2 separate regions of the Homo sapiens genome follow, and region 2 is linked to region 1. A link is an interaction called in ENCODE POLR2A ChIA-PET data of the cell type or tissue named here. Cell type or tissue: GM12878. All regions are shown on one strand. Each heading gives the region's core, and the rest is flanking DNA. Links, peaks and the distances in the headings are about the cores only. Region 1 overlaps LINC03062 (long intergenic non-protein coding RNA 3062). Region 2 has its middle 140 kb from the start of LINC03062.

Region 1 (12,396 bases), core at 1-8,000:
AATGTGGTCTAGCCACACCATGGAGTATTACTCCATCCCAAAAGGAAAGAAATTCTGACACATGCTACCACAGGGATGAACCATGACGACATGATGCTCAGTGAAACAAGCAGATCACAAAAAGTCAAATACTCTATGACTCCACTTACTGGAGGCACCTAGGGGAGTCAGATTCACAGAGATGGGAAATGGAAAGTGGAATGGTGGTTTCCAAAAATGGAACAGGGGGTAGCTGTTTAGTGGGTATAGAGTTTCAGACTTGTAAGACAAAAAAGTTCTGGAGATCGGCCTCATAACAATGTGAATGTCCTTCACAGTACTGAACTGTACACTTAAAAATGGTTACGATAGTAAATTTTATGTTGTGTGCTTTTCACTACAATTTAAAAAAGAAAAAATACATCGCAAATGTATGATATGATCCATCATATACTTGCCATCAACAGTGCTTGAAGTCCTTCAGCTCTTGGACTGCACACACCAAGAATCCCACCTTGATAAGTCCGGGTACTGCTGGTGTGGAATTCAGCAACACAGAACGCCTTTCAGCTAATATTTGCAGGTGTCTGTCCCTGAATTTTCAGGTGACAGTGATTAAAGACCTGAGATCTGTCTCCCACAGGGGGCTGAGATGCTTCAGCCCAAAGCCCCATAGCCAGGAAGGGAAGAGCTGCAACAATGAATCCCCACGCGACAACTGAGCCCCGTCCCTGCTTTCCTCCTGCTCCCTTGTGAAGATGAAAATACTTGTAAGATGCTGGGGGTCAGGGCAGGAAGATAATACTGCCTTCCAAGCCCAGGCATTGGCTTTAGTGGCCCCGTGGTGTGGTGAGATGCCCTTAGCCACCTCCTTTCCTCTAATGATGTGGGTTCAGTGCACTGAGCTAAGCAGTTCCAGTGACTGCCAGGGAGCAGCGGTGAACCAAGCACCAGAAATACCAGCACTTAGCACCAGGCAGCCCTCAGAGCCTGCTTCAGGCTCCAGCTTTATGAGGGTGGGTGGGATGAACATTAGGCAGCAGACCTGGATAGAGTAAGGGGCACATGGCTCGCCTCCTCATTGTACTTTTCTTCTTGACAAGGACCCTAAAAGCACAAGACTGGGGACCTATTGCTAGAGAAAAACCACCCCCAAACACCTAGAGACCCAAAATGTAGTGTCTTAAAATAACCACCATTTTTATTTTGTTCATACATCTGCAGTTTAAGCAGCGCCCAGCAAGGACAGCTTGCCTCCGCTCTCAGAGCATCAGCTGCGGTGGCTAGGAGATGGGAGGCTCTGCAGGATCACTCATTGACGTGTTGGGCAGTTGATGCTGGCTTGGCTGGGACCTCGGCTGTCGTGGCCTCTCTGTGTGGCTGCTGGGCTTCCTCCCAGCATGGCAGCTAATGTCCAAGAACAAGGGCCTTGAGAGTCAGGCAGAGGCTGTGTCATCTTTTCTAATCAAACCTCAAACTCACACATTGTCATTTCCACCACTGAAGCCAGCCCGTATTCAAGGGAGGAGGGTTAGACTCTATTTCTGGATGACAAGAGTGTCCAAGAATTTGCAGACATGCTTTTAAACCACAGCTCTTGGCAAGTTACTTGTCACTGACTACGAGCTGGTCTCTGTGTGCCTTAGTATACCTGTGTGCAGGTCATCCTGAGGTTTACACAGCTGATGGAGGCAAGTCTCTCAGCACAATGCTTATCCATCAGGGGATATTTGCTATGGATCATCCAGCCCTGCAGATAGAGAGGCTGGTTAGCATGATTGTCATTTTATAAAAGAGGAAGATAGAGCACAGTGAGATGTTGAGAGTTGTTTGAACACACCAAGCTTGTTAGGGAAAAGATCAAAACCAGAAAATATTCTCCCCAGCCAGTTGAAGGAGTTTCCCAAAGTTCCTGAAAGCAGATAAAGGCTTTTGCTCAGTTTGTGGAGAAAACCATTGCTAAGACGGTACCGGAGAAGAGTCACAGCAAGAGGCCTGTGCTGGAGCAGAGGGTCTGAGAGCCAGGAAGCCAGTGGGCAGGGCAGTCAGCTGGGAGATATTGGGAAACATGAAATACGAAGGAGCCAATATGAAATGCTGAGGAGGCCATTTTTGCAACCTACTACATTTTGTTAATGGTTTACACACCAGGCAATGACCCTAATGCCCCTGAGGATTTGGAGAGGGCCAGATAGTGATAGCCAGCCCTGAAGTTGCAGACTTGGAATGTGGGAGGAAAGCAGCCCTTCTGCTGATCTCAACTCAGGCCCCACACCCCAGCTCGAGCTGGTCTCACGATGTCCACCGTTGCCTCCCAGGCCTTCAGGGACCACCCAGCACAGCTTTCTCCCTGCTGGAATCTGCAAACCACCTTCAAGGAACGTGGCCCCTGTCATGCTCAGAAACAACCTAGAGACACGACTCTCTTCCCTCTAGCTAATGGAATGTCCACAAAGCCCAGTCCAGTGGCCTCAGCCAAGTGCCCCAGGGCCTTGTCTTCAGCGAGGGTGCAACCTTGGCACCTCTGGGAGTGGAGGAGACCAGGATCACTCTGATGGCTCTGCCCAGTGACTCACCCCAATGTCCTGGTGTCCCCTGAGGATACCTCTCCACTTGTCAATCACTGCCCTGAACACCCTGGCTGAAGGCAAGTCTCAGAGGTGAGTCAGTTACCTTCACTGAAGTGGGGTGAGTGTGGTCATGTGCTGACCAAACTCTTTCTGATTTTTCTGTGTCCCTAAAAGAATTGCCCACAACACTTCCCTGGGGCCAGACCCCTGCCCTTAGAGGCCTTCCTGAGTCCAAGTCCCCAACCTACCTAGTAGGTTGTACATGTGCTCTTTGGGAGCGAAAGTAATGAGTTACCGGCTCACTCTTTTGGGGGGATTACATCATTCCATTAGCTAGTAGGGAACAGTGTATTCCCCACCGGATCTTGGCAGCCTACCCTACCTCAGATGTTCTTCTGACTGTGAACTTGCCACTCACCCTTCAAGAGGAGGAACCCAGGTCCTGCTGCCAACCTGAGGGAACCTCTGTGCCTGCCTCCCTCAACAGGGTTCAGCAGACATGGCCTGCCATGTCTGCCAAGGCATTAGCCTGGCTCACTCCCTCAAAACGCTTGCTCTGAGAGAACAGCTGCCATGTTGTGAGGAAGCCCAGGGCTCACAGAGGCACAAGGAGGGGCTTTCTGTGGCACAACCCTGGCTGAGCTCCCAGCCACGGCCAGCACCAACTTACAGCCAGGAGAGGGTGCCCTCTTGGACATGAAGCCTTGTGAAGCCTCCACAGCTACTGCCACAGGTATGGGGAAGGCTCCATTCCCCCAAAGAAATGAAACAAAGTAGTATATGCTTCCTGCCCCAAAAACTGCAGAGGAGGCATCTCCATGGGGACCTCTTATGTCTTAGGCCCTGTGGCAGTTTCTGAAATGGCTCACAATGATTCTTAGCTCCAAAAATTCATACCTTCCCCATATATGCATGCATCTAGGCATATTTTGTGTGACCACGTGTGTGGGGGAGGTATATATGTGTGTATGTATGTGAGTGTGTGTGTATATATATAATATGTGTGTGTGTCTATGTGTATGTGACTAGGTATGTAAGTGTATAATTATGCATGTGTGGGTGTGTGGGTGTCTATGTGTGTATGAATGTGTGTGGTGCGTGTAAATGTGTATGGATGTACATGGGAATGTGCATATATGTATGTGTATGAGTGTATGTGTGAGACTATATTTCTGTGTGTGTGAGTATATGTATGTGGGTATATGTGCATGTATGTGTGTAGATGAGTATATGTGTGTATATGAATGAGTGTGTATGCAAATATGTGTATGGGTGTATGAGTGTATGTGTTCGTGAGAGTGTGTGTATGAATGCATATGAGTGTATGTGTGTGCAGGTATGTATATGTGTGTATGTGTGAGTGTATGAGTGTATGTATGTGTGTTTGTGTGTGGGCATGTATGTGTGTGCACATAAGCTGGACCTAGTGAATGACAAATAAATGAAATGAATAAACATTAATAAAATATGACGAAGCTGGCAGGATGTCATTTCCAAGGTCACCTTGTAAAAGACTGAGTTTAATCTTGCTTTCACTGTCTTTTGCCTTCTCAGCTTGCTCATTTTGATGAAGCAAGCTGTCATGCTGGAGGGTCCCATGTGGCAAGGAACTGAAACCCTCTGTTCAACAGCCTATGAGCGAGAAGCCACATGAGTTTGGAAGTAGATCCCTCCCTAGTCGAGCCTTGAGATGACAGAGCTGTGACTGACACCTTGGCTGTAGCCTGTTCCAGACCCTGAAGCAGAGGATCCAGTTAAGTTTTGCTCAGATTCCTGAGCTACAGACATTGAGATAATAGATATGATTGTTTTAAGATACAGTGTTTTGGGTTAATACATTATATAGCAATAGATAATAAAGACAGATTTTAGTATCAATGTAATGTTGCGGTAAAAAATGCCTGAGGCCGGGCATGGTGGCTCACACCTTTAATCCCAGCACTTCGGGAGGCCAAGTCATGCAGATCACAAGGTCAGGAGTTCAAGACCAGCATGACCAACATGGTGAAACCCAATCCCTACTAAAAATACAAAAATTAGCTGGGTGTGGTGGTGCATGCCTGTAATCCCAGCTACTCAGGAGGCTGAGACAGGAAAATCGCTTGAACTGGGGAGGCGGAGGTTGCAGTGAGCCAAGTTTGTGCCATTGCACTCCAGCCTAGGCAACAGAGAGAGACTCTGTCTCAAAAAAAAAAAAAAAAAGGCCTGAAAATGCAGAAGTGGCTGCAAAACTGGACAGTGGATGAAAGTGAATGGATTTTCAGGTGTGTGATACAGAAAGCCTAAACTGCTTTGGACATATTGTTAGCAGAAATCTCAGCTTTGGGAACACTGCCAGTGAAGGTTCAAGAGGAAGTGAGGGACATGTTATAGAAAATTGGAGGAAGGGGATTCTCATCACATAGTGGCAAAAGGTTTAGCTACACTGCTGCTTGCAGTTATGCGGAGTGCAGAACTTGGACCTAGCAAACTGTGTAGTCTAGATAAGAACTTCAAGGAAAATGTTGAAGGCATTACCTGGTTCTTCTTGCTGCTTATAATAAAATGTGAGAGGGGAAAGTGAAACTGAAGAAAGAACTGTTAGAAAGACTTGATGACACAGAAAATTCTCATCCTTTGCAAATAGCAAAAGATGCTAAAATTAAGAATATCTAAGCAACATTCAAAATTTTCTAGAAATAAAGGCAATATGTGATTGTGCAATCTTTTGTTAAAATCTCAGAACAGTCATAATATCAGAGTACAATTGAGACACCTGAAGGGCCCTTTTAAAAAATTGTGTACCCACAATTCCTCTCTATTGAGTCATGGGGTCTGTAAAAAGCATAAGGGTGTCGTCCCTAACCTTTCTCAGCGGAAGTCCAAATTAGAGAGGAACACATCTCAAAGAGATAGGTAACTGTGGCTTTGAAGCCACAGTTTAATTTATCTAATGAAGTGGGTTCCAGTGAGATTCATAGAAAACCCACAAATTGTCTGAAAAAAACTACATCAGCAAAAGCACTTCCAGCTTGAACTAAAAGGGACAGAGCCAGGGCAAAATGAAAAGAGGCAATTGGACCTCAACGTTTGACCGGCAGGAAGGAGGCTGAGAGAACTGCTCAGAGGCAAACACATTTTGTCTTTCATAAAAAAGTAAGTATACTAAAAGGACAAAAGTAGGAGCCCAGAGGGTAGAGCCAAGAGCCACAGAGAATGATTCCCAGGCCTTGAGACCTAACCAAAAAAATTCCAATGTTTTCCCAGCTGTACTTCAGAATTGCTATGGATCAGTGCCTACTGTGTGCCTCCCATTTCCCCTTTTATGAACAGAAAAGATTATACTGTTTATCCCATGCCTGTCCCTCCATTGCATGTAGAGTGAGTGAGGGGAAGATAACTTTTGTCTTGAGTTCATGAGTATAAGACTGAAAAGTGCTGTACTTGAGGATCTGTACTTAGGCAACCTCATCTAAGGAGCCTCACTCATCCCCTGGACTTGATTTAAATGATGAGATTTTTGACTTTGAGCTGGTGCTGTAATGTAATGAGATTTGGGGGGACCTTGTAGGACATAAATTATTAAGAGCCAGGAACAGCCTAAGTTAGGCAGCTCCCGAAATGGTTCCCAGGGGTCTCCACCTCTTAGAGTTTACACTCTAATGACCCTTTCTCTTTGCGGAGGTAGGAAGCTGAACCTGGTGGGTAGCTTCTAATGAACAAAACACAGCAAAGGTGATGGGAGGCCACTTTCAAGACAGCGCTATGAAACACTGTGACTTTCCTCATGCTTGAGCTTGCTCTCCTTCACATGCTCACTTTGTTGAAGCAAACTGTCATGCTGAAGAAATCCAAAGGGCAAGAAGCCAAGGACAGCCTCCAACCAACAGCCAATGAGGAGCCAAGGCCCTCGGTCCAACAGGCTGGGAGGAACTGAACCTGCTTGTAAGGATGCAGTATGCAATGGACTGAATGCTTGCATTCCCCAAAATTCACACACTGAAATCTTAATGCCAACGTGATCGTTTTAGGAGGTAGAGCCTTTGGGAAGTGATTAGGTCATAAGGGGGGAGTCTTTATGAATGGGATTAAGTGTCTTTATGAAAGAGGCCTCAGAAAGCTTTCTCATTTCTTCTGTCATGAGAGGACACAGAGACAACATGGCCATCTATGAACCAGGAAGCGGGGCCTCAACACGCACTGAATCTGCCAGCACCACAATCTTAGACTTCCAGCCTCCAGAACTGTAAGAAATAAATGTCTATTTTTTAAGCCACCAAGTCTGTGCTATGTTTTGTTATGGCAGCCTGAACTGACGGAGATACAGAGCTTCCTCCATTCAAGCTTTAAAATGACTACAACAGGCCAGGCACGGTGGCTCGCACCTGTAATCCCAGCACTTTGGGAGGCCAAGGCGAGCGGATCACCTGAGGTCGGGAGTTTGAGACCAGCCTGACCAACATGGAGAAACCCCATCTCTACTGAAAATGCAAAATTAACTGGGCATGGTGGCACATGCCTGTAATCCCAGCTACTCAGTAGGCTGAGGCAGGATAATCACCTGAACCCAGGAGGCAGAGGTTGCAATGAGCCGAGATCGCGCCATTGCACTCCAGCCTGGGCAACAAGAGCAAAACTCCATCTCAAAAAAAAAAAAAAAGACTACAACAGTCCCAGTCAACACCACAAGGGACCCTGAAGCAGGGGACCCAGGTAAGCCTGTGCACCATTGTATATGCCCAGATCCCTGACTTGCAGAAACTGGGTGGTAATAAGTGCTACTGTTTCAAACCATTGTGTTTTGGGGTATAATTAGTTAAGCAGAAATAGATGACTAAAACGTCCCACTTTCCAGGGGAATAGGGGATTACCTGGGTACAAGTAATGACCTTGGACCAGTCTCACCTGTGACCCCCAGGAATCCACATCACTGAAAATGCTTATTTGAAATGAGGTTCAAGGGGTGGTCCTGACCTTCCCAGACTAGGACCAAGATGGTTCTTATGGACACTGCTGCTTGTGAATGGAGGTGAGGGCAATGGCTTCTGATTCCCCATAGCTCCCCATAGCTCCCGTGAGGGCTTCTGTTACCATGACACCTTGGATCTATACCTATGCCATGCCTCCCTGGTCCCTGAGAGCAATGTCACTGTCACTAGGGATCTCAGAGCCCATTCATGTGTCCACTAGCAGAGAGGGGCCACCGCACCTGCACACTGACCCCTCAGCCAGATTGAACCCAGCAGGCTCTGGCTTCCCCAGGGTGAGTGTAGGAGAATTAATGCTATGGGGGTCTTGATGAGGTGAGAGATGCCTGGTAGGGAATTCCCTCCCTCCCCTGCCCCACTGCTGGGCTGTTCTGAAGCCCAGTTGTTCTCTCGGCCTATCTGAAATGCCCCACAAGAGGCACAGGTGCCTGTGGCCATGTGGCTGCTTGTCCTCCTAGGACACCCCACCCTGCCCCTGCCCCTCACCCTGCTTTCCTGGGCTTCCACTCCCTGCAGTCATCACAGGAGCCTTTGCCTCAGGCTCTGTTTTCAAGCTGAAGATGGCACTTCAAAAAAGCCAGATGAGGCTCTAGACCAGGCCAGGTTGGAGGACTACAGCACCAACTGTGATCCGGCAGTGGGAGCAGCCACCAGAGTTTCTGCCCCTGCATGAGGCTCCTGAAATGCCCCAGCAGGAGTAAAGTCCCTGCATTCCCTAGACAGGGGTGGAGCAAAGGGGCTTTTCTCAGTGCTCAATGTGAGTCCCCAGCAACCAGCAAAGAGGGGATGGCCATGTGGCAAGGACTGACAGAGGGGACCTAATGCCCAGGGCCACCCAGAGAACCCTCAAGTTCTCCAAAGAGCTGCCTGCTCACCTTCTGTGAGGCATGGGCATGGAGCTGTGCTTCTGCCCCACGTGTGCTCCAACAGTAGCTCTGGCCGCGGAGGGAGGAGGGAGCCCAGGGACTTTGTGACACTGTTTTTCACCGTAAGCTTCCTTAAACAAACAACATTGCCACGAGCCAGAATTAATTGAACCCACATGCCAGTGTTCTGAGTGGCTGCCTCTATGTGTATGTGTGTATAGAGATATGTAGGTGTGCATGTGTGTGCATATATATGTGTACTGTGTACTTGCATATCATGTGTACATGTGCATTCTGTGGTGTGCTTGTATGTGCATATGTGTGTGAGTGTATATGCATTGTGTGCATATATGTGTGTGTGTATGTGTAGTGTATGTGCATGCATGTATATATGTGGGTATGTACATAGGTATGTGTGGATGTGGCTGAATGTGTGTATGTATGAGGGTGTGTGAATGGGTGTGTAGGTGCATGCATGTACATGGGGGTTGGGCACGTGTGTGGGTGTGTAGTGTGTGTGGATGTGCATACATATGCGTATGTGGGTGTATTGTGGATGTACCTGTGTGTGTGTATGCATGTGTGCATGGGGGGTATGTACATGGGTGTGTAGTGAGTGGCGTGTGTGCGCATATGTGTGCGTGTGTACAGAGGTATTGGTCTAGTCCTCCCCAGCGTGCTGAGCCATCGCTCAGGGCTAGCAGTCACTGCTGGGCTATGTGTTCTGCACTAAATCGTCACAAACAAACAATGTTCCCAATTTACAGATGAGAAATCCAAGGCACAAGGAGGTGAAGTCCCTCACCTAGGCCATGGGGACAGCTATACAGCTTGGGTGGTGACACAGACCTGTGTTGAGATCCCTGGCCTGCCACAGCCTGGCCAAATGGCTCGCCTTTCCTTTACCCCTCCTTGGTAATGTGAGGACAAACTGCTCACCTGCAGGACCTGTGGGGAATCTGAGAGCTCTCGTGTGGGGAGAAGCTTGCCTGGTGTCTGAGAGAGCAAGTGCCCCTCCTCGTTCACTCACAGGAACTTCCTGCACACCTACTCTGTGCCCGGCATCACGCTGGTGCCATAAATCCAGCTCCTGGAAGCAGAGCTCAAGCATGGATTCATGTGATTTCTAAAGGGTTTGCTCCTGGATAGCAAAAATGGAGGGAGAGGTGTGGGGCAGGGAAGGGGAAGAGGCCAGGGTACAAGTTCAGTAAGAGCCCCAGCCCCTACCTGATCTCACCTGCAGCATCGATCGACAATGAATGTTTAAGCTGTGACGTGGTTGTTTAAGCTGCCTTGAATGGTCCGTGGTGCTCGTTGCAGAGACCCTAGCAGATGAAGACAACCCCAGGCCCCCAGAGCAAAGGGAAAGCAAGGCCTCTCATCCTCGCTGCCTGGACTCCCCCGACCGGGCACTCCATCTCCCCAGGAAGGAGTGTGGGGAAACAGCCCCGTCTACACTGGGGACAACCCACTTCCAGAAGCCCCTGTCCAATACTTTTACCCTTGATTTTTCAGCCTGGAGCATTTTATAGGAAATATAATCCACATGGCATTGAGTCACTGGGCCTGAGCTCAGCAAAAGTTGTTTTGTAAGAAATGTTTTCTATCCACCAGAGGCCTCTTTTCTTAGAAACAGGAAGTCATTTTTAGCCAAGAATAAACAAGCTTGACACTAAGCAGGTTAGTTTTTCACACAAAGCCCCTGACGGACTTTGTGGACTTCTTAGTCATAGGTTGGATTTCCTTTTCGGACTCTTTTCTTTTGACTCTTGACTGTTGAAATAAGATGAGTTCGCACTGGACCTACTGCCCACGGGACCCCCACCAAGCCACCACGCGAACATGGCGTGCATGGCCCAGGGTAGCAGCAGAGGCCACGTGACTTCAGCAGGCCCGATAACACTAACAGCTACCATTGACGGGGGTACCAGTACTTGGTGGCAGCATGCTGTAATCGTAAAGAAAATGAGCTGTAGATTTCTGAGCTCATCACTCAACCTCTCTAAAGGCCACAATCCATGTCTATAAAGAAATGTGGACAACCAACTGACAAGCTCGTTGTCAGAATTCAAAAAACCAGTGTCAATGTGCACGCCCATCTCAGTGCAATGCCTGGCATGGAGCACATGCTTGATAAAGGGTAAGTAATGTCACTACTGGAGGTCACATGAGATTCACCAACAGAGAGAACAGGGGCGGGAAAGGGGCTCTTTCACATTTGTTTTAATCCCTAGAACCCAGTGCTGTTACTGGCATGTGGTAGGAATGTCATTTACTATGCGTTGAATGAAAAGAATAAATGAGGATACAGACGCAGTCTGCTCCTAAATATTTAACAGCAATCCTGGCTACTTAGGCTTCTCCCTCCAAACGTATTGCTTCTTCAGCTAAGACAGCAGAAGAGGTGATTTAGTCTACGGTTGTTATACTCGGCCACAAGTGAACACAGAAATAGTCCAGAGTGTCACAGGTCCAGGGCAAAGGACTAACATGGACAGTTATGGACATGAGCAAGGTGGGTCTCAGAGGTGGTCTTGGCGATCAGATGGCGATGAAGTTCTAGATGCATTGAAACAAGCTCTAGACAGTAGCATGCAGTCCAACAACTTGTACCAGCATCTCCAGCCTCTGGCATTCATGTTTCTGCTCCTGGCACCTCCATGGGTGCAAAAACCTAGCGGTTTACTTGGACCTCTGCCTCATCTTTCTTCCTTTGAGCTTCAGTCTGTGCTTTTGCTTCTTTCTCCACTTGGCTCTCGCGGTGCAGAGGTTTCCAAGAAGATGGCACTAAGGCCAAGAGACGTATTGCTTTGATATTAATCAGATAGAGTTTATATCCCTGTCAAACTCAACAGGAAAGTTTCATGGTTTTTTTTTTTCCACTTTAGCATGGATGTTCCAGGTGATGGAACCCAACTGTGGGTTATTTAGACAAGGCTCTTGCTTCCAATCCACTGGAGTGGGCGAAAGAAAGAAAGAAAGAGAGAAAGAGAGAAAGAAAAGACAAGAAAGAAGGAAAGAAAGAAAGAAAGAAAGAAAGAAAGAAGAAAGAAAGAAAGAAAGAAAGAAAAGAAAGAAAGAAAGAAAGAGAAAGAAGGAAAAAAAGAAAAAGAAGTGGAAGAAGTGGAAGCAATGACCTCAGGTGAGTCTGAAGCGGCAGGTTGCATTTTCCAAAGATGGCTGAATAACATCTAGCATCCCACTGTCTCTTCCGCGGTGTGGCCTTGCCAGTCCCTTTCAAGGGCCTCATCTCTCCCACTTGACTCTGGGCCAACCTCTGTGACTTTGTCAACCAATACAAGTTCTGATTCTTCCAAGCCCAGGCTATCCAGAGGCCTTGCAGCTCCTTGTCAACTCTTGGGACCTGGCCCTTGGGATGCTCCCTCTTGGGACCTGGCCACCATGCTAGGAGAGGCTGAGTGGAGAGGGCTCATACGGGCACTCCTGAGATCCCAGGCCGAGAGGACAGCTGAAAGCCAACATCTTTGGCCAGGCACATAGATGAAGGCACCATCTTGGACATCCGCTCAGCAGAGGTTTCAGAGACTCCAGGTCTGGGCACTGTCTGATTGGATCTGAAGCCTCACCATTGTGAGGATGGTGTGGCCAAGCCCAATCTACCCACAGCACCATGGGAGAGAATAACAAATTGTTGTTCTAAGCCACTGAGCTTTGAGGTGCTTTTAAATGCAGCCATAGTCAGCCAGAACAGTGAAGAGGGCATCAACAGGACAACAAGTCAATGAGAGGACAGGACTTCAGGAGTGATGGGAGGAGGGAAGCTCTCTAAAGAGGCACTGTGTAGCTGAAATGCAGGTGACCAGGAGCCGGGCATGCAAAGGTGAGGAGAAGCATGCAGAAGCAGTGTGGCAGAGATGCTCAGGCGGCATGAGCTGGCCTGGGGTCGGGTGGGCAGCTGGGGAGACAGTGAGCAGGTCAGAAGGGGCCAGGGGAGCTGGCCATGTGGACAGCAGCAAGGAGTTCACCGGGAGGCATTAGGAGCAGTGGCGAGCC
Region 2 (17,372 bases), core at 5,477-13,476, 65 kb before region 1:
CAGATGAAGCAGTCCCAGGACAGCCAGGCCCTGAATTCAGATCCTACCAGATCCCTGGGGTGCAGTCAGTGAGGCCTCAGCTACTCACCAGATTCCAGGTTCTCCTCCCTGAAACCCGGGAGATCTGGACACTTCAAAGCACACACACTACTACATAAGCGGTTCTGGTCACAGGGGATGCAGGTGTGACCTGACACTAGCACAAAAGCTCTGCAGAGCAGTGGGCTCACCCACCCCGCCCTGCCCCACTCCACCTCACTCACCGGGGAAGTCACCTGGACCTCCAAAGAAGCTGGAGCAGGGTAACCTGACCTTTAAGCCCACTTTCCTATCAATTAGGCACCAGTTGGCACTTCCTCCTGCTCCTGCTCCTTGCTGGTTCTGCAGAAACAACGCACAGAGGTCTCAAGTCCAGCCCACTTTGTGAGGGCAAAGACAACTCTTACATACACACATTCACACACACATGCACACACACAGACACACATACACAGGCACACATGCACACACACAGAGGCACACACACACAGGCACACACATCCCATACAGACACATACACAGGAACACATGAGCACATGCACACACATGCATACAGAGACAGACACAGACACACATACACACACAGGCTCACATGCACACACACACACAGGGGAGAAGTTGCACAGCAATTGCGTAGGCAGGTAAACATGTTCAAACAGGCAAGGCACTAGAGCACAGGTCAGGAAGCACCACAGTGACTTAGACCAAGCTCTGGCTCTCCCAGGCTCTGTGACCTTAAGCAAGTCACTTGAAGTGTCTGCATCTCAGTTTCCTGGCAAACACTATTGAAACAGAATGTTCAGAAATCAGATTCCTCCTGCAAGAGCCATTCTCAGGTAACTATTATCAAAAAGTCAACTCAGACATCTGAGGCCTAAGGAATCAGAACTGAGCTGGAGGAGGTAGGGGGCTCACAGCCCTGCCCCGACTCCCCAGGGAGCTCTCCTGGCTGCCTTTGATTGGAGGCCTCTGAAAATCTGTAAGAAAACTTTAGTTTTTGGAGGAACCATCTGAAAAAGTTATTTTGACCAAACCCTGTGTGTGAAAGAGAGCCATGATCTGCTCCAGGCCCCGCCACAGGTTGTCGTCATGAAAGATGGAAGACCCCAGCTTTGCAGAGCTCAGCCATTCAAGCCTTACAAGGAGCAGTGCACGTGGGGCCATGAGGTTCCAGAAGCAGGACCTCCCAGGGCTGCAGCTGGATCAGAAGAGGCATCATCCATGAGATGGGATGACCCCGCACCCTGGGTGGGGGTCAACCAAGCAGATGGGGTCCCCCTGCAGTGTGGGTGTGGTGTCACAGGTGTGGTGTCAGAGGCAGGCAGCCTGGCTTGAGCCCTGCCCAGGCACAGGCCCATGGTCAATCTCTTCATCAGCAGAATCTCTTGCCCTTAGTCCCAGAGCTCCGATTTTGTTCTGAGCATCGCTGTGTCTCCAAGCCTCACTTGCCAACTCAGTGCGGCCAACTGACAACATCACAGCCAATGGGATCAAAACCAAAGTGTTGAGGGAACTTCTAGAAAGTCTCCTGAAAAAAGAAGGGATGCTCCTTGTTCCTCTCTTTCTCCTTCCTGCTGCCTGAAATGCAAACAAAAGGTCTGGGGCATCAGAAGTCATCTTGGCCCACGAGGTGACAAAGCAGGAGGGTGTCCTGGGTGAGGACAGACCCTGGCTGTGTCTCCCACTGAGGGGAGGCACAGGCAATGGGCTTGAGGTCGGTGGCAGGGACAAGAACTTGGATGCTCTCCTGACCCTCAGCTCTATGGGATTCTCTCTGCCCAAGCTCCCCACTGGGTCCCAAGCCCAGCCTGCAGAAGCACTCCCTGTGCCCCTGCCTAGACTGCTGGTTCTCTTGTGTGCACTGGCGAACTCCCACCCAGGCTCCTAGTCACTACTGTGCTGCCGTAACTGATACCCCACATCCTGTTCTTTTATATGCATTTGATGATTTTCTGTTAATATGTTTCATCAATTACCAAGAGAGAAGTGCTAAGTGTCCACCTCTAATTGTGAATTTGTTCATTTCTCCTTTCAGTGCCATCAATATTGCTTCATGTATTTTGAAGCTCTATTGTTACATGCCTACACACTTAGGAGTGTCACGGCTTCTTAAGGAATTGATCTTTTTTTTTTGCTTTTAAATTTAACAGAGTTTAAGTGAGCAAAGAATGATTCCAAAATTGGGCACCACCCTAACCAGAATGGGTTCAGAGAGACTCCAGGGCTGCCAGATGGTCAGATAATATTTATGCACAGAAAAAGAAAAGTTTTTTTATCATTATATAGTGTCTCTCTTTATCTCTGTTAATTACCATACTCTGACTTTTCATTTGTCTAACATTAATCTTGCCATTCCAGCTTTCTATTGATTAGTGTTTACCTGCTATATCTTTTTTCTTTCTTTTACTTTTAATTTACCTGTACCACTGTATGTTAAATGGATTTCTTGTAGCCCACATTTGGTTGAATCTTTCTTTAATCGATGTGTTTAAGCCATATGCATTTAATGTCATTATTGATATGTTTGGATTTAGGGCTACCACTTTCTTATTGTTTCCTGCTTGTTTCATTTTGGTTTTATTCTTCTGTTTCTCTTTTTCTATCTTCTTTTGAATTATTTGAATATTTTTATAATTCAATCATAATTAACTTATCTATTGGGTTTTGGACTGTATCTCCTCCTATAGTTGTTGGTGGTTGCTCTAGGGATTACAATATGCATGCCAATTGTTCATAGTCCACTTAGGATTAATATTTTACCACTTAGAGTGGAAATGCAGAAATCTCATCACCACATACTTCCTCATACCCTCCCCACTTTCCACTGTAGTTGTCACATGTATCTATAGCCACTGAAAACTCTCATCAGACAATGTTAAAGCTTTTACTTTCAGCCATTATACATATTCTAAAGAACTTAAAATATTCTACTAAAAATAGAACTTAAATAGACTTAAGAACTTAATAAGAATTTAAAATAGACTACTGTATTGACTTGGATGTTTATGATTTTATGACCCTTCTTTTTTATTTCTAAAGTTCCATGCTTCCCTCTGTCATCATTTCCCTTCCAACAGAACAAGTACCTTTATATTTCTTTCAAGGAAGTGATTCTCAATTGAGTGCCATTTTGCCTCCAAAGTGCAATGTCTGCAGACATTTTTTATTGTCACAACTTGGTGAGAAGGATGCTGCTAACCATCCTATACTGTATGGAGCAGCCCACCACAATAAGGCATTATCCAATCTCAAATGTCAACAGGTTGTTTCAGAGAAAGTCTGCTGTTAACAAACTCTCTTAGTTTTTCTTCACCTGACAATGTCTTTATTTTGCCTTTATTTCTGAAGAATAATTTTGTCGGATATAATACTCTGAGTTGACAGGCTTTTTTTTTCCTTTCAGTAACTTTAAAAATGTTATTCCATTACCTTCTGGTCTGATAAAAAGTTTGCAATCTTTCTGATAGTTTTTCCCTCATATATAATGTGTTGTTTTTCTTTGGCTTCTCTCAATTTTTTTTATCTTTAGATTTAAAGTTTGATTATGATGTATCTGGGAGTGGATTTCCTTATTTTGTCCTGTTTAAGGTTTGCTCCATTTCTTGAATTTGTATGTTTATGTCTTTCACCAAAATTGGATGTTTTTACCTATGATTTCATCAAATGAAAAAAGAAGTCTATGGGGCATTTTTCTTCTGTCCATTTGGGACTCTGGCATAAATAGTAAACCTTTTAACCTTGCTCCACAGTTCTCTGAGGCTCTTATTTTATTCTCTGTTGTTTATAAAGCATAATTTCTATTGTTCTATCTTCAAATCAACTCCTCTATCATCTCTTTTGCTATTGAGTCCATCAATGGATTTTTAAAATTTCTGTTATTGTATTTTTCAGTTCTAAAATTTCCAATTTGTTCTCTTTTTTATACCTTCTGTTTTTCTGTAAGACTCTTTATATTTTTGCTTCTTCCAAGAATGTTTGCTCTTCTTCTTGAAGCATGTTATAATGGCTACTTTAAATGTCTCTGATCATTCAAACATCTGGATATCTTGGGTTTGGTGTACGTTCATTGTTCCTCCCAATGAGAATTTGTCAGGCTTCCCTGGTTTTCCTTATGTTGAGTAATTTGGGGCTGTATGCTGAACATTTTGAATATTGTTATAAAGTTATGAGCCTTCATACAACGTATGAAGAATGTTGGGGTTTTGCTTTTTGCTTTTGTGGGCAGCTAATGAATGTGATTTCAAGATGTATGTTCTAATATGCTTTGTATAAGCTATGGTTCTAATGTCAGTTTAGTTTTCAAAGACTTTCCATTGTTCTTTAGATCAGTTTTATGTGTGCACCACTCATTACAAAGACTGAATCCCAGGAAGTGGTCTACTCCATAGTTCTCAAAACCTTTAGCATGCTGTTTGGGGTCAGATCCATGCATACTCAGCTTGGAGCAAGCCCAAGAGTTCATATACAATTGGTGGGTCACTTTCTTGAGCTTCCCCTTTCTGGAGTTCCTCCTCACTCTTTTGCGTCCAGGGATCTGCTTTCTTGGCCCTCTGCCTAGAAATCTGAGCAGTTTAGTTTCCTGGTTCTGCTATACACTTACTGCAAGTGTGTATATGTGCAGAGTCAAGCAGCAGGAGGCTACAGAGACAAAAAAAAATGCAACAGAGATTCCACCACACTCTTCAGACATATTCCTCTGATGAAAAAGATTCTCCTTCCTCAGAGTTTTGGGTGCCTACCCAAATCCACTGTCACCACTGTGACAGCTGCAGCTGCAGGCATGAGTTTCCTTGGGGGACAAAGGATGTCTTCCACTCTCTCTGCTCCTTTCTACTCCTCAGGCCAGAAAGTCAATCCTTTCTTTGAAGCTCTTCCTGTTCTTGCCCAGTGCATTATTCCAGGACCCATGCTGCCCTGGGGTGTATGCTGGTAGAAAAAAAACAAAACAAAACAAGAAACTCACCACTAGATTTATCATACTTCAAACCATCTGATTTTCTTTCCCAGTATGCCTGCTACCCTTTGCTTTTCAGACTCTTTAGAGAGCCGCACCATTTACCTTTCAGACTCCTCAAATAGTTGTCCCATGGATTCTCTCCAAGATTTTAGCTGTATTTTGTGGGCGAGAAAGAGTAGAGTGTGTTTTCTCCATCTTAACGAACCACAATTGCCCTATTGCTGTCTTTTGACTATGAAAGTTTTTAAAGTACTAATTCGAGAAATAATCTTAGAGAAAATATACTACACTCTTTATGCAAATTATCAAAAGGAGAAATAGTTTCTAATGTCATTTCAACATCAGAGATCCACATATAGAATGTTAGACCTGAGAGGCACCTTGCATTCATCCATTCTGTCCCTCATAGGTCCTTTTTCTCTTTGCCTTCTCAAATAGGAGATATTTGAGGTACGTGTGTGTGGTGGGGGTGTTGTGTATTTACTAGAAGAACAAAATTTGCAGACGTACAAACTATACTTGGTAACTTTTGTTTTGTTTTGTTTTGAGATGGAGTCTTACTCTCTTACCCAGGTGGGAGTACAGTGGCGTGATCTTGGCTCACTGCAACCTCCGACTCCCAAGTTCAAGTGATTTTCCCACCTCAGCCTCCCAAGTAGCTGGGACTACAGGCATGCATCACCATGCCCAGCTAATTTTTGTATTGTTAGTAAAGATGGGGCTTCACCATGTTGGCCAGGCTGGTCTCAAACTCCTGACCTCAACTGATCCATCCATCTCTGCCTCCCAAAGTGCTGGGATTACAGGCGTGAGCCACCACACCCAGCCAATACTTGGTAACTTTTATCTAATGTGTGCCACATTTTGCATTCTCAATCCTGGTTAATTGTATAATTACCCAGAAAGTTGCACAAATTCCAAAATCTCCACCACTATAAACTCTCACCTCAGCATCAGCTCATGCCCAGCCAGCCACAAGTATATTTTATCCAGTTGCAGAAATGCCAGCTCTCCTGCTCGCTCCACCACTGAACCAGCCTCATAGCCTCCCATATTCCAACTTCCCTCCCAATGAGTTTTCCACACTGTCATCAAAGTCCCATCGCTAACAAAAATATGGCCATGCATTAAAACACCTCTAATTAAAAGTCAGTGTTTCTCCCTTGCTTGCTTGCAAATCTCATAAATGTGCATACTCCTTTTAAGAGAAAAAATAATGTTCTTAAATCTTTAGTGTTGCCTCAAATTATATCACATGATTAGTGTTATTCTTATTTGTATTTACATTCAAATGAAAACTGTATATAAGCACATTATTCTTATACTCTTACTTAGCTATAAAAGCAAATATAATTTCATACAAATACAAACTATAAAACCAATAATATCATATTAAAGTCATTTATTTAATGTGAATAATGATGTTGTTTACTCTAACTAAATGACTGATAATAAGGATAAAAATGTGGCTTCAGGTCCAATTCTATATTTAATGTTTAGCTTTATTTGTTAATAATAATACCATTAAGAATGCTTGGTAAATGAAAGAATAATAAGCTCTTGAAGGCTTTGTTCATTAGTTTTCAACAATCACATCTCATAGTTAACCAAAAATGCCAGCCACCCATCCTCAAAAATCACTTTTATTGGAATGTTACTTGATAAATTAGTCAAGTTGACTTGTTCACTTGAAAATACAATAGCTGTTTTGCTGTTACTTAAATCTACATTAGATTTCTAAGATAATTAATTCTGCAAGTAAAATAAAAAATTATTCAATAGTTTCTCCAACACTTTCTGCTAATAAACCATTGAAGTAACAAGACGGGCTGTGCCAAGAGCATCCATTCACAACGAGACTGCGACATGACACAAATGAGACGAGTTCTATGGATGCCGACAGCTTGATTACCTTGTTCAAGGTGACGACTTTATTTTCACCCTCCTCTTCTCCTTTCAAACTACTGTGAAACCTCTTTATGACATCACTGTGCCTTCTTTGGTGTGGAAGCAATCCTCCATACAAAATGCCTATGGCACTGGAATCAAGCGAGTGTGGTCTCTGTCCCCTTGGTCTGAGCTGGCTCTCCAGATGATCCAGAATAGACTTGTAATATTTCATTTTAAAATATCACCAGTATTAAAAATGGGAAAGAGCACACAGATTTCTGAGAGTAGATCCATGGGTGGTCTCCAGTATTCCACACAGCTCAGTTTGAGAAACGCTGATTTACAGGACAAATTCTGAGCCCCTAAGTGCACTGGACGTGGCCCATCTCAAATCAGGATGAATTATCTATTCTTTTTCTCATCTCCAGCCTGGCCAACATAGTGAAACCTCGTCTCTACTGAAAATACAAAAATTAGCCAGGTATGGTGGCGGGTGCCTGTAATCCCAGCTACTCGAGAGGCTGAGGCAAGGAGAATCACTTGAACTCGAGAGGCGGAGGTTGCAGTAAGCCGAGATTGTGCCACCACACTCCAGCCTGGGTGACAGAGAGAGACTCCGTCTCAGAAATAAATAAATAAAATAAAATAAAGAAAGAAATAGAAGTATTTAACCACAATCTTTACGAGGTGCTATTGTTGATGAGTAATATAAACTCTCTCCTTGGCTTTCCCAAAAATTGTTAGGAGAAGTTTGTACCCCCTTCTTCTGAAACAGCATTTGGAAAGGCTGAAGGTAGGGCTCACTACCAGAAATTAGATTTCAAGCCCATCCCACCTGTGCACAGGATGAACAAGTGAGACCTACCTGGCTTTATTCTTTCCCATCAAATAATCAGGATAAAATTTTTCTCCAGTGGGCAGTTGGGTGTCCCTTCTGCCTCCAGCCTCCTCTCTTCTCTACTTCCAAGAGACCGTCTCAACATGCTCCTACCACCCCCATTCCCACCCTGAGTTTTTCAGCACTGAAGTCAACTTTAGGTGGATACTTTCCATTTGGGGCCATCTGCTAAACAAACAGGTCTTCAGCTAGGAAGGGTGGCTGCTTCCTATGGCCTAACTTTGATGTGTTAATATGTTACCTGTCTCAAGACCTTTCAAGAGGAGGAGAGAAAGGGCAGGAGGAGGAAGAAAAGTCCTTCCTACTAGCGATGTATCTCTCTCCTTCCTTTTTTTTTTTTTTTTTTTTTTTTTTTTGAGATGGAGTTTTGCTCTTGTTGCCCAGGCTATAGGGCAGTGGCACAATCTCGGCTCACCACAACCTCTGCCTCCCGGGTTCAAGCGATTTTCCTGCCTCCTCAATAGCTGGGATTACAGGCATGCGCCACCATGCCTGGCTAGTTTTATATTTTTAGTAGAGACAAGAGTTCTCCATGTTAGTCAGGCTGGTCTCGAACTCCTGACCTCAGGTGATCCACCCACCTTGGCCTCCCAAAGTGCTGGGATTACAGGACTGAGCCACCGCACCTAGCTTGTGATGCATCTCTTACTAGTGCTGTGCAGGCTTGTGGTCATCTAGGAAATTCCTTGGGCCTGGAGCTATAGCAAGGGCTGCATTGCAATGCCCTCACAGGCTAGAGGCCACTATTACTATTGTTTTATCAGTGCTATAACTCTGCTGATAATGGTACAATGAACCTACAGCTTGGAAGTGGCCCTTTTTCCTTAGAGTCCCAGACTTGAAGTTGTCCCGGGAAGGTATCAGGGACCCCAGCATCTGCCCATCAGCCTCCCAGCTGGCGGGCCTAAGAGCTGCTTTGAGGATCAAAGAAATTCTGGAATGATACAAGACTCACAGATCAAGGAGACTCACCTGTTCTTTCAAAGGGTCTGGAAGAATGCCCTGTTCAGGGAGGCATTGAGGCTATCAATGTAAGCCCAAGGGGGTGTTCCATTTCAAGATAAATGATGCAAACCGACACATCACACACATGGTCACGGATCCAGAGATGACCATGGTGCTTGGGAGGCAGCCCAGAGGGGCCCAGGGGCAAGGGCTCTGGGGCCAAGGCAGTTGTAAGGTGTTACTACAACACAGTGAGACTGTGGAAAGATGAAAAGGTGAGAAGCAGGAGAGAAGGAAGAGGGCAAAGGCAGAAAATACAGCAGTGTCCTTTGGGGATAGAAAACAATGCCCTATAAATCACATGTCTTAATGGATGCCATTCTGTCCTCTGCAGGAAAGGCAGGCTTAGCTCAGAGAAACCGCTGACTACATACAGGGAAATAACTACATCTCTTTGCACTGAATTCACACACCTTTTAACATGGAAATGCAAAATGGGGTTGGAGGATCTTGTGCCCTTTATTCCCATGGAGCACGGGGCTCATTGAGGCCAATAGCTTTCAAAACTCGAGAATTGTCTGTGCCACCCAACTCTCCCAGGCTGTGACTTCCTCTTTTCAGCAACCACTGTGCCCAGATGGAGGGAAGCAGTGAGTTCACACAGTCCATTGCCTCTCTCTGAGCCAGGCAAGGGGGTATTTCATTTTGACCCAGATCTATTTGCAGACACATCATACAGGGTGTGACTCAGCTGCTCCGCTCGCCTGGCCTAGGATCCTCCAAATATCAGCCAAGCTTGGTTTTTAGACAGTCTCAGGGTGAAGGTGCATTTCCCTCCCAAGGAGAGCTGCTGTAGCAATGCCATGAGGACCAAGGTCCCAGACTTTCACCCTGTACTCGCCTCTCCCAAAGCCCAGGCCTCTCTGCTTGCCTCATGTTCCCAGGGTGCTCCTGCAGTGCCTGACCGCTGAGCTCTTTTCCCATCGGAAGACAGAAGGAGGGAAAGAAGGAAAAGGTAATGTGCCCTCTCTTAAAGTCATCTTTCTCATCGGGCCTGGCTGGTGGCAAGGAGGCTCGGAAATGCCACCCCTTCATGGGCACATGGCCACATGGAATGACACCAGGCTCTGTTCCCAGAGAAGAAAAGAAGTGTGGATACGGGGCAGTGGCTCCTCTCCCTCTTCCTTTCCCTGCCCTTCCTCTGGGGAACTGAAGTCATTTATCAGTGAACAAGAAAGTTTGGCTACAGGATGCATTTATTGAATGCATGCATTAGCTGAAACATCCAAGTAAGCCATTGAGCCTACTGACATGAAAAGAAATACCATATCTTTTCTAAGGCAAATCAGATCGTCCCCAAGCCCCCATGTACTAAGTGAGAAGACCAGCATCAGTCACATCTCATGGTTCCTTCCCCATCCCTTGAGTTGTTTGATGCTTACACTGTCCAGGGAAATGAGCAAGAAGCCACACTCTGTTTCCCTTCAAAGCAGCAGCACCCCAGTTCTCCCGGTAAGCTAGCCAGCAAGTCAGAATTGGCTGGCCTCCTGGAGCTCTTCCAAATTCTGTGTAGGGTCTTTCCCTAGATTCCTGGCAACCTCTCTTTCTGTTCAGCCCTAAACACAACAAGCCGTTAGTTGCTTTTTGGGCAAAGGAGCCCAGAGCACGGACACAGACTCCCCTGCCCCTCCTTAGTGGGAAAGAGACGTTACCTTTCACTCTCTTAGAAGGGAGACCCTGCAGTAGCAGGAACATAAACCTCAATTCGTTTCTCAGAAAATTCATTCTACTATAGACATTTCTACTTAATTCTGTGGTACTTTTTTTTTTCTTTGAGATGGAGTCTCACTCTGTGGCCCAGGCTGGAGTGCAATGGTGTGATCTCGGCTCACTGCAACCTCTGCCTCCCGGGTTCAAACAATTCTCCTGCCTCAGCCTCCCGAGTAGCTGGGATTACAGGCAGGTGCCACCACACCCAACTAATTTTTGTATTTTTAGTAGAGACAGGGTTTCACCATGTTGGCCAGGCTGGTCTCGAACTCCTGACGTCAGGTGATCCACCCGCCTCAGCCTCCCAAAGTGCTGGGATTACAGGCATGAGCCACTGCACCCAGCCTGTGGTATTTCTAAATGTACATTTTGACAATCTACAAACAGCTTTTAGGGTAAATAAGATTGCTCTTGAATTTTCTAAAAGCAGTGATATTTAAGTCATTCACTCTCAAAATGATGAATTTCTTGTTTCCCTCTCCCGATTCAGGAAATGCGTAGTTGAACTTCTCAGGTTTGCTTGAACTTCTCAGGTTTGCTTTGCACAGTCCTAAATCAAAGATGTGGACCAGGAAAATCCCACAGGAGTGTGCAGGACTGGCTTCTAGGACTCTTTCATGATTAGGGAAGGTGGCTCTAGTGGACTGAAGTACGAATGTTTGAAAATAAAAAGGACACACAGACCTACTCCAGGACAAATGCCTTGCTCAGTCTTTCCAATTCCTTATGGCTGAGCTGTAGAAGGAAGGCCCAGAATATTCCAGAAAAGTTCTGCACAGAGAATAAAGAAAAGGATGGTCATTGCCATTTCTTGGTGCTGAGGCAAAGAGATTGGCTATTTCTGTCTGCAGATTTCCTCACCCCCAACCAGGGTTTGATTTGAAACAGACATATTGTCGAAATTTTATGTGGAAATAGAAGCATTCTTGTGCTGCTTAAACCCCACCAGAGTCTCCCTGTGGGATGTTTTTTCATGAAGCCTTAGATCAAGCATGACTAATCTCTAGCAATTTGGTTAGTTAAGTTACTCCTGGTTACCTCTCCTTTCAGACACCTGGGACTGAGAGAACCTTCCTGGCTGAACCAAGCCCTACACTTCCAATCCAATGGTGGGCAGGCGAGTGGCCTTGGTGGGGTAGTGGAGAGTGTGGCTGCCTTCTGCAAAGAGTGCCAGGCAGATACTGTCATGTGCTGGCTGTGATGTTTTTTGATATTCTCTGGCTGTCTTTGTATTAAGTATTTAGACATTTAATATATTACAAGAAGCAGTACTTTGAGTCATCCCCATCGGATGAGAATCCTTCATGTACACGATACTCGTTATTTGGCAACCGGATCTCATCCACATCTTTGTAATGACTAACACATATGTTTTCCAAATAAATCATTTAGCAGATGTAAGGCGGTTCTGGTAAGTTTCTGTTAAGATCCACATTGCAGAAATCAGCCCATTTGCACTGGAAGAAGCCTGGCTGACTAGTGAAGGCAGACACTCTTAAGTGAAGAAAATAGCCTCATTCAAAATTTAAGAACAATGAAGTTCATTTCTAAAATACTTGGAGTTTTAAGTTGAAAAGTGAGCGAGTGCATGAAGCAATTACACGGCTTAAAAACACACACACACAATTGAAGTTTAATTAACTGTTTTTAACTCAGTGTATCTTCCGACTAAACACAGTTTGAAGTATCTCTAAGTCATTTTCTCCCAACAGAGAACAAAATCACACACCCTTTTTAAATCCTGAATCTAGAGGAAGTAGGCTGGATCTCTTCAGCCAACTGGCAAATGGGGCCTTTCTTCCTGGTGGGCCTTTGTAGCCACGCTGTCCCTTCCCCTGGGAGACGCCCTGGCCATCACTGCTACTGGTTAAAGGCACTGGCTACTACAGACCTCTGCTCCCTCTTCATCAGAAGCAGCCCTTGATCTTGGACAACTTAAAGAGAGTCTTAGGTTTATGGCAGCGTGGAGAGAAATGCCTCCCGGGTCAGAGCTGCTCTTTCCTGCATTAACCCAGGGGCTGCACTGCTCTGCTCTGTGCACAAGGCAGGCAAGCGGGACTGGCTGAAGCTTTCATGGCAATAAGCGGGAGGCCGTTCAGAGCCCGCTTCTGCTGTGCTCAAATCAACAGTCCCCCTGTTGCCTTGGCTCTACCACCCACCCAACAAACAGCTAAGAAGGCAGCAGCATGTGCTCAAAAACATTCAGGATGTTAAAAAAAAAAAAAAAAAGTTTAAAACTCATTCACAGGGGAGGTTTTGCTACGTTACACGGGCCGATGTTTCATATTAACTTCATGCTTTCTAAGGTTGCGTTTGGGGTGACTAAGCCTCCTGATCTGGTTTCAATCCAAAGTCCGAGGTAAGTGTTTTCCCCTTATCTGCGATCATGAGTGAAGCCAGTGGAGGGTGATGGGCATACGCACACACATGCACGCTCCCATCAGAGAATGAAAGGAACGTGATTCTCCACCCTGATAACACCCAGGGGCTCTGCCAGCTTTGAGATGCTCTCATTTGGCACTTAGGAAGGTTTTCAGACCACCAAGGCATTCTTTTAAAGTAAACAGACAGTAAACAGACAGTAAAGGTGGCCCGGTGAGTGAGTTGGCCAGCAGCCCCCTCCCGCCCGCGTCGGTTCAGAGGCTCGTCATCCACTCACAGCCTCATTCAAAGACTCCAATCACAGAAAGCTTTCTGAGGTGCTGGAGACATAATGGTCAATAAAACAGAGTCCAGAACCGCAAAATCATCCAGGCTAATAGAGAGACCAGCAAACTAACTTTAATGCAGTATGACAATTGCTAAAAGAGGGATAAGATAAGCAAGCTGCCTGATGAATGACACAAGGAACCCTCTCCGAGTAGCTGGAGATGGAACCTCAGAGTCCTTAATGTCCCCAACACCCCCAGGGCCCAGAGCTGGCAATCCCAGCAACTCCCAGGAAAATAGACATCCACGGTATGACCATTCAGTGTGAAAACTCAGGCTCCTTCTGCTCTCTGGCAAAGCTGTTCTCTCTCTTGCGCTGCGATGCAGAAGGGCAGCCCGAGCTGGGTGGCCCTGCAGAGAGCATGCCCAGCTTGTCTAGCTGCACCTGGCCCAGAAACCCAGGGGTGGGGCCCATGCATCTGTTCTGAAGTCCCCCCACCATGCATGGCACTCTAGGATGTCACAGCACAACTAAGAGGTCTGCCTGCCCTGCCAGGATCAAAGACATCCCCACTTCAGAAGCAGTGATGCCTATGCTAAGACGGGCAAGCTAGAAGGAGCTCATTAGGTCAGGAGATATGCCAGCTGAAAACACCCCAGGCAGAAGGGGGCCAGGCTGGTGTGCGGGGCACAAGGCTCATTGAATACAGTGAACACATCCTAGGGGAGGTAAATGGAGAAAGACGCAGCTGCAGACACAAGCACAAGACACACACAAAGAAGTCATAGGGAAGAGCATGGAATACACCAACTAGGAACCAGGCACTGTCCAAGCTCTGGAAAAGGCTCTCAAAAAAGGAGCTGACGTCTCTGCATTCTGGAGGAGCCAGGCCTGTGGCAAACCGTCAACTAATAAACAGCTGACATGGAACTTAGGTAGGCTGCCATGGGGGATGAGGAGACATTGAAACAGAGTCCCTGATGGAGAGTGAGCTGACAGCTGAAGGTGGGAAGGAGACAACCAGGCTGGATGACGAGAGAAAATGAGCCTGTGGCTCTTATTCTTAAGTATTAGTGGCTTTGTTATTTTTGTTCTTTTTAAAGTAAACACTATATTTAAATTCCCTTATCTGGGTTTTTCTTCCAGCATCCCCTTACTCCCACTCCAGGAACTGAGGAGAGAGCCCCTGGCTCTCTGCTCCCTGCCCTGCTCCTGTCTCTCATCATGCAGTCAAGGTTGTGAGCGTTCTGTTCCTCTCCATCACCAGGGTAAGCCCTCCATGCGTTGTCCAGAGCTTGATTGCAACGTGGAAAACAGAACAGGGGCCCGCCGTGATGATGACCACCTATGTTGGGCACCGCAGGCCAAGGGGCTCACCAGGGTGGATTCTTTTTCTGCAAGTCCCATGTGTCAAACCCATCTCCTGGGCATCGGTTGCCCAAAATTGCACCCCGCACTTGGACCACTTGTAATTTTTCATAGTTTCCAGATGCTTGGTTCCTTTTCAAAGTACTTGGAGAGCAAGAACTCTGGGGCTCTGGGACTCAACTTTGGCTCATTCCATTGCACAGAAATCCCCTCTCCCTGCAAGTGCTGGTGCCACATAAGTTCTGGAAACTGCACGTGTGGGTGCGGGGTCCAGCTCCCCCATCTGCCCCCTTGCCCCACAGAATCACCAGCTGGTTGGCCACACATCCTCGCTTCTCCACTTGGTATTGGCTTATTCCCTGAGGAGTCAACCTCACACCTATGGTTTCCTAAGAGGAAAGCCAGGACTCAGCAACAGCCTGTGTCCTGGGGAAGCTGCAGCCTACCCTCAGCCCAGGTTGAGCTGCGGGGTCTCATCACCAGCCCTTTCCTGCACATTGTGCCGGCCGAGTGATGGCTGCTGTCTGTGGGCAGGGGTCAGCAGATTTCTAGTAGGGAGTGAGGCTGACCTTACAACTACCTACACACACACACACACACACACACACACACACACACACACACACACACACATACACATTAATGCAGAGACACAGTCCTGGGGACTGAGTCCTATGCACAGAGGGAGAATCGGGTCTCTGGACTCCAAGTAGAGGCAGACCACATGACCTTGAAGAGCTACAAGAGACCTGCAACTCCTCTGCTCCTTTCAAATGCAGCCTTATGATTGGATCGGTTTCAGAAACCCCCGTGTCTGAAGGACATTGTTTCTGAGTGAGTACCTGACTACCAGAGCCGCCATGCTGCCTGGCATGGTGGTGCAGGTCCCATGCAGGCTGTGGTTGTGGGCTGTTTCCAGCAACTTGGGGATAGCTCTGGGAGCTGGGATATCCTTGAGCATAGCTCCTGGGGAGCAGGGAGGCAGATCAGTCTCATGCATTGCAAAGGAGCAGCTCACGAGCAGCTTGACTCCCCTGAGATCACAAGTCCCAGACAATGATGGTGACAGGAAGGAGTCGCAGTCAGGTCTGTGCAAGGGACTGGCTTCTCAGTCGGATCCGGTACCGGGTGGGAGGGGAGGGAAGAAAGAACAGTTGGCAGTCTCAGCCTGAAAGATGCCTCCTTGTGAGCCAGACCGTAAGCATCATGATACCCTTCCAGGAGGGCACCCCTGGGAAACATGCTCTAGCTTTTAGCACCCTTGAGAAGGCACTGCTATTATTCTTGTACTCATGACCAGACAGAAGGTGAAAGAGGTTAAGAAAAGTCAGGGCCAGCTGTGATGGTTTACACCTATAATCTCAGCACAGGAGGATTGCTTGAGGCTAGGAGTTTGAGACCACCCTGGGCAACATAGTGAGACCCCATTTCTACCAAAAAAAGTTGCATTAAAAATTAGCTGGGCATGGCAGTACATGCCTGTAGTCCCATGTACTGAAATGGGAGGATGACTTGAGCCCAGGAGCTTGAGGCTACAGTGAGCTGTGAACCCAGGGCTCATGTTGCTCGCCTCTTCCCCAGACCATTTCATGACTGCATTCCTGCAACTGGCTTCATTGGCCCCAGTGAGCATCTCAGACTGGGTTGCTGGTGTTCACTGGAATTCAGATACTGGGCAGGGGGAGTCCCTCTGGGACCTGGCTGCACCCTCTGTGTGGAAGCTGGCAGTTTGGGGGACCTGCGGCAGCTTCCTTGTGGGAGCAGAGGGCCAGGTGGAAGACTGCCCCTTAAGGAAGGACGCGGTCCAGGCCCCGGGGGTGCTAGGAATGAGGAGTGACTGATCTGCAAGAGCTGGAGGGGCCTCCAGAGCAGGATTCCCTGGGCTGGATTCCAGGGTGACCAGAAGAGAATCGGGTGGGAGTCCTGACTCCACACTTTCCCAATAGATCCAAAGGGGTTCAGCCTTGATTCTTTGGTTCCAATGGAACAATCTTGCCAACACCGTGCTCCACATTGTAAGTGGGAGTTTTCTTCTGGTCACACACCTGGGACTCTGCCCAACCCTGGGAAGCCCTTTCCCAAAGGCACTTGTGTTTCTGGCAAATAGCAAGCCACCACAAGATTTCACCCCCACCCTGCTGTACCCCTGCTTTCATGCCTGGAATCTTGAAACTTGACTTCCCTTTGTCATAAAGCCACAGTCTAGAGGCTGCAACATTGCCCACTCCCCTCTGCGGCCTCTCATCTAGGCCTGCCATGGACTCACCCAAGGCTTCCTTGTAACCCCTACATCGGGCGAGACAGGGCCCTGCATGACTATGTTTTTTAAACCTAGTAAAAATTTGAGCACAAATTTCAATAAAGCTATACCTACGATTGCTCAACCCAGCCAGTTTGAATACCCATAACATCCAGAAAAGGAAAAGCAACTGAGACTAATGAACCATCTTATCTACCCACCCATGTCTTTTAAACATGGAAATTTATAGGCAAAATCAGAATGAAATCTCTCCAAATAACCAGAGCAGTCCATGTTAGGAAGGAGACAAGGGCTGGAAGCATGGCGCACAAGGGGATTCCAGTATGATGTTTGGGTAGTCCTCGCTGGGAGTGGAAGCGGCTAGAGAACCAGGATTTGAGGTATTTGGTGAGGACTTATATCTCCAGACCGAGCAACAGGGCTGGGCAGGCTGCAGAATGTGGCCACAGAAGGGCATGAGGCCCTCCCCTATCAGATGTCCTATGTGTGCGCCTCAAGCTGAATGTTCCTTTGAAAAGGATGTCTTTTCCCAATAAACCAAGCCATTCCTCCTTAAGGAATCTCACAGGGACTCCCAGAACTAAGATCCAAATAT

The links. ChIA-PET counts read pairs that join two places held together with the same protein. Peaks named below come from ENCODE experiments on the same cell type or tissue, not always from the same donor. Only the 100,000 strongest peaks of a DNase experiment are listed, where the experiment ranks them.
Region 2: POLR2A ChIA-PET joins it to region 1 with 5 read pairs; 2 of 35 experiments call an interaction of 5 or more read pairs at or near these places.

Annotation. Positions count from the first base shown.
Region 1 is chr9:89,708,520-89,720,915 of GRCh38, reverse strand. It overlaps LINC03062 (long intergenic non-protein coding RNA 3062), which reads right to left. Exons shown (of 6, transcript NR_024280.1): 6 at 1,157-1,729. Among named protein-coding and RNA genes, the nearest start is that of LINC03062, 75 kb to the right of the region's middle. RefSeq lists a silencer at 3,108-3,319 and an enhancer at 8,141-8,641. In GM12878, for the core only: no CTCF peak of the experiment used is centred there; a DNase peak (open chromatin) is centred at 4,151.
Region 2 is chr9:89,774,072-89,791,443 of GRCh38, reverse strand. No RefSeq gene overlaps it. Among named protein-coding and RNA genes, the nearest start is that of LINC03062, 140 kb to the right of the region's middle. In GM12878, for the core only: no CTCF peak of the experiment used is centred there; a DNase peak (open chromatin) is centred at 9,383.